Linked DNA regions of Homo sapiens: region 2 is linked to region 1. A link is an interaction called in ENCODE POLR2A ChIA-PET data of the cell type or tissue named here. Cell type or tissue: K562. All regions are shown on one strand. Region 1 overlaps CYB561 (cytochrome b561). Region 2 overlaps ACE (angiotensin I converting enzyme).

Region 1 (2,500 bases):
TGGGCTCTTAGCGGGGCCTTCTCATTGCTGCTTCGCTAGGAACCACCCGCTCTCCTTTCCTCCTGGAGGGCCACGTGGGGCCGAGCACCTGGGACAGCCGTGCTGAGCTCTACCCGGCCCCTTCGCAGGCCTCGTTTCTGGGGGCCTTCAGTTTTGGAAACCTCCCTGAGGGCCCCTCTAGAGTGCGGGTCCGCCCCGCCCCTGGTGTGGAGGGGAAGTGCCCTGTCCCTGTGTGCTGACAGGTCCCTGTGTGCAGCATGGTCGGGGCACTTCTACTCTGCAGGCGCGGCCGGGCGGGGAGCGGGGTGGGGGGCGGGCGGGGGCGTGGGGGGAGCGGGGCTGGCTCTCCTGGGTGTGGGGTGGGGAGGCCTCCTCATCGCCAGCATGGAGTTAAAAACCAGGATGGGGGAGGGAGACTTCCCATTTCTCCCGAGATGTACTTCATGACGCGTCTGGAGAAAAGGTGTGACCAGCCCCTTCCTTCCCGTCAAGGAGCGCGCTTGCCTGTGTAACTCACCTGTAAAGCCCACCCAGGGAAGGCCAGGGCCTCATGAAACAGAAAACAAAGCCGGGCACTGGGCCCTTGAGCTCACTAGAATTTGGGGTATCTTTCCTTGCACCCTCACCGCATATGGAACTCCTGGCGTCGTGTCCCAGGTCACGCCTGTCCCCGTGGGGAGGCTGGGCCCCTCCCCCCAGCCACTCCCGAGACTTGAGACCTCTGCCTCAGGACGATGGGTGGGAAGGGGCTTGCGGGTAGGAGAGCGAGCGCTGCTTCCAGCGGGAGCCTCGGGGGAGGGTGGCGGGGCCGCCGTGGGAGGAGCCGCGCCGCATCTCAGGCGCAGTCTCTAGGGGCTGTGCGCATCCGTGGGGGGGACATGCGCATCTCAGGGGGGCTGCTCGCATCTGGGGGTGCTGTGTGCATCTCGGGGGGGCTGTGCCCATCTAGCGGGGTGGCTGTGCGCATCTGGAGGGGGCTGTGCGCAACCCGGGGGGGGTGTTGCGCGCATCTAGCAGGGGCGGCTGTGCGCATTTCGGGGGGGGCTGTGCATATCTGGGGGGACCGTGCTTATCTCCGGGGGCGGCTGTGCGCATCTTGAGGGGTGTGTACATCTCGGGGGGCCTGTGCGCATCTTGGGGGGCTGTGTGCATCCGCGGGGGCTGTGCGCATCTCGGGGTGCTGTGCGCTGCTCCTCTGAGCTCTGCTCTTTCTTGCAGCGTTTGCCTCAGCATGGAGGGCGGGGCCGCGGCAGCCACCCCCACAGCACTGCCTTACTACGTGGCCTTCTCCCAGCTGCTGGGCCTGACCTTGGTGGCCATGACCGGCGCGTGGCTCGGGCTGTACCGAGGCGGCATTGCCTGGGAGAGCGACCTGCAGTTCAACGCGCACCCCCTCTGCATGGTCATAGGCCTGATCTTCCTGCAGGGAAATGGTGAGTCCCATGGGCCGCTCCTCTTTTCCCGGGCTTGTGGGGGTCCCTGAGAGGCAGTTTGCAGGGGTCTTGTCACCCCTGCGGTCTCTTCTGGTTGGACAAATCTAAGATTCTAGAAAAGACAGAGACAGAAGCTGGTTCAGAGCCTGGGGAGATGGAATCCAAACCCAGGCTCTGAGGTTGGTGAGTGGCAGCTCCTCTCCAGCCTGGTCCAGCATTTTCACCTCGTTTCCACACACAGCATCCAAGGCGGGCACTTCTTGCAGCAGAGGGAAAGGAATGAGGCTCCGAGCCAGGCCCTGCTGCAGGGGTGGTTTGAATTGAGGGAAAAAAAGTAATCATATGTGAGAGTTTGTATGCGTGCGTGCGTGCGCGCGCATGTGTGTTGTTGGTCTTGGACTTGGCAGAGCTAGAGCGCCTCCCCCTGGGGCAGGAGCAAGGCAGTGCTTGGCCTCCACCTGCCTCCAGGCCAGGGATCCAGGAAGCGGGATCTGCATCCGGTTGACCCGCTCTTCCTAGAGGTGGTCCTGGTGACAGCCATTCCTGAGCAGCAGAAAGCTAAGAGGCATTCCTCACGTGACCTGGCCTTGCCCACCTCTTCTGGACGCGGGAGATCAGGCTGGGATCACAAGGTTCTGCTTGGGAGCCAGGCGCCTGCTTGCTAGGAGTAGGACCATCTGCCCAGGCTTAGGTGGGGGCCTGTGTGAGGAGCCACGTGGCTAACAGGTGAACTCAGAGGCTGCTTGTTGCCTCAGTGTGACCAACAGTGGACCTCAAACACAGCCTGGAATTTGCAGGACACCTGACAAGAAGGTGGGTGGAGGGGGGCGTCTGCTGGGCCGGGCAGCTCCTTTAGGTGGGGACGAGGGCAGAGGCGCTGCCTTCACTGCCTGTCCTGGTGGTGGGGACTGTGGTGCAGCCTCCGGCCCTGCCCTCTTTGTGCACAGCTGGGGGAGGTTGGAGGGTGGGGGAGGGGTGTTAAGGTGCACACAGCCCTAGGTGCCCTCAGAGAAGGCCAGGAGCTGCCCAGGGTCCCCAGGGAACCTGGCTTTCTCCTCCGGTTCCTG
Region 2 (2,500 bases), 60 kb before region 1:
ATGAAGTGATAAAAGGATGTATGACTGTAAATATGGTGTGATCCCATTTAAAATACACATGTGCTGAGAAGAAGTCCGGCAAGTTGTACACCAAAACGTCAACAGGGCTTATCTCTTGACGTTGATATAAAGGGCTTTTATTTTCTTTACAGTTTTCTGTATTTTCCAAATTTCTACATAAACATACACATAAAAGTCATAAAAATGTCCCTTAAAATGACACTCCCTCCAATGCAGGGAGTGAGGAGGTGTGTGCTGGGACGCCAGCAGGGTGGCTGCTGGCAGCTAATCCCTGTGCAGGTGCAGCCACTGCTACACTCCAGCGTCTGAGGCCCCTCTGCACTGGCAGTGTTAGAATGGCTGTCTGAGAGCCAAGGCTGTTCACCCGAGCAGAGTCATGGAGCTGGTACAGGCAGGAGCCAAGGTAAGCACTAGGCTGGTGTGTGCCCTCCAGGGGGCACCCTCCTTGAAGCAGGCCCTCCAAGGTACTCGCCCCCTGAGGCAGCCGATAACAGCCGGAAGCCTTCCCCTGGGGGGACCTGGCCATTTGTGGAGCAGGGAAAGGCTCCACTGCCAGTGGAAATGTGAGGCCAGCAGCCCAGGATGTCTGCTTCCCAGAGTCCGCGTGGGTCAGTGCTTGGGCCAGACAGGGGCTGCCTGCGGTGGCAGGACAGTGGCGGGCTGCCTGGGCTGGAGGGAAGACAGGCGCCAGCGCCAGGAGGTGCTGGGGCAGAGCTCTGGGGATCCTCCCCGGCTCCTGAAGGAGGATGGAGGAACAAACCTAGTAACGGGACCCACTTGACTGCCAGGAGGCAGGAAAGCAGCCTGTCCCTGTCCCTGGCTTCCCTGTGAGGGACACAGACTCAGATGGGGAGGGCAGGACCTTTAATTGTATTCACAGAGAGACTTGGAGAGGTGGGGCTCAGTGTCAGGCAGCCGTGTGCTGGGAGAAGGGGCTGGGGCGGCTGGTGGTCTGGAGGACTGGGAGGGGAGGGGGACAGGGACAGGGCAGGAGGAGCAGGGTGGGCTGGGGTGTGGGGTGTGTCCTCAGCTGCCCACCAGTGTTCCCATCCCAGTCTCTGGTGGGAGGCCCTTGGGCAGGGCCGACCCAGCCGGGTCACCTCAGGAGTGTCTCAGCTCCACCTCGGAGCCGAACTGGGGCCCGTGGGAGTGCCGGTGGAGGCTGCGGTGGCGGATGCTGAAGAGCCGCTGGCTGAGGCCCAGGGTGGCTACCAGCAGGGCGATGCCCAGGAAGAGCAGCAGCCACTGGCCCACGCGGGCCTGCTGCGCATCCAGGTCCAGGCCCAGGAAGCTGACGCGGCCGCTGTCTGGGAGGGGCCCTTCTGAGCGAGCTGAGCGGGAAGCAAGGAGACAGCATGGGCAGGGCAGGGCAGGGCAGGGCAAGGGTGCGGGGCAGGGCCAGGCTCCGAGGTCAGCCGCATGGCTGCCCAGCCTGGGGAGGGGGTTAAGACCCAAGGCTGGAGGTGGGGTGGGTGGCGGTACCGGAGTTCGGCGTCCAGTTGTACTGCGGCCAGCCCAGCTTCTCCCCATGCAGCTCGTTCTCCGTGCGGAGCCAGTCCAGCAGCGGCTTGAAGTAGCTCAACATGGCCGAGGCGCTCATGTTGGGCTGGCCCGTGATCAGCTGCATGGCTTCCGGCCACGGCCTACTGAAGCCCAGCTTCATGGCGGTCCTGGGGAGGCATGAGACAGGGAGGCAGAGTCAGAAGGACATGGCCCCTCTTGCCCCCACCTGACATCCACTCTCCATACCCACTCCCAGCTGAAACTTGTCCCAGGGCCCCAGGGCTCCAGGTGCCTAAGGAGATGGCAATCAGGCCTGGCCCACGCTGCAGGTGGGAGTTCCCGGCTCAAAATGGCAAGTGTTCCCACAAAAGCTCCAGTGGACAGACCCCTCAAGGCCCAGGGGCGCAGGCCAGAGCATGGAAACAAAGGAGGGCTGGAGGACACTCACGCCAGGCGCTGCCCGGCCTCCTTGGACTGGTAGATGTCACACTTGTGCAGGGGGCCCGTGTGGCCAGCTGCCTGGCACAGTGCCTCGTGGAACTGGAACTGGATGATGAAGCTGACAAAGTACCTGGAGCAGAGCGAGGCCGTGGCCCGGGGCGGAGTTGGTTGAGGGCCTTGTGCCACTGGGCCCCAGGCCCTTCTGCACATCACATGTGATGTGTGCTAAGTCACATGCGCACAGCAGAGCCAAGGCCCCCCAACTCTGCCCACAGCTATCAGGGTGAGCTCCCCCACCCCAGCTCTTAGCATTGTCTGAGCCTCTTCCTAGCCGTGCCTGTGTAGATGCCTCCCACCCACAGAGCTGCCTCCACAACTCAGGAGGGCCTGCTCCATGGGGTCAGGGCAGAGCCTTCAGAGATCTGGCAGGTGGCTTTGGAGGCAGTGAGGTCTCCATCCCTGGGGTATATGCAAGTAGAGGCAAGGTGTGGCCAAATGGGCCGTGTGGATCTACTAGGGTGGTCTGGGCAGGGAA

What was found. ChIA-PET counts read pairs that join two places held together with the same protein. Peaks named below come from ENCODE experiments on the same cell type or tissue, not always from the same donor. Only the 100,000 strongest peaks of a DNase experiment are listed, where the experiment ranks them.
Region 2: POLR2A ChIA-PET joins it to region 1 with 5 read pairs; 7 of 35 experiments call an interaction of 5 or more read pairs at or near these places.

Annotation. Positions count from the first base shown.
Region 1 is chr17:63,436,279-63,438,778 of GRCh38, reverse strand. It overlaps CYB561 (cytochrome b561), which reads left to right. Exons shown (of 6, transcript NM_001915.4): 2 at 1,219-1,433. The coding sequence starts at 1,232. Among named protein-coding and RNA genes, the nearest start is that of CYB561, 8.8 kb to the left of the region's middle. RefSeq lists enhancers at 392-1,306, 1,717-2,011, 1,307-2,221. In K562, a CTCF peak has its summit at 1,853; DNase peaks (open chromatin) are centred at 1,268 and 1,873.
Region 2 is chr17:63,495,989-63,498,488 of GRCh38, reverse strand. ACE (angiotensin I converting enzyme) reads right to left here. Exons shown (of 25, transcript NM_000789.4): 23 at 1,973-2,095; 24 at 1,504-1,691; 25 at 116-1,352. The coding sequence ends at 1,123. Among named protein-coding and RNA genes, the nearest start is that of ACE, 20 kb to the right of the region's middle. In K562, a CTCF peak has its summit at 441 (motif pointing right); no DNase peak of the experiment used is centred here; H3K27me3 peaks cover 218 bases.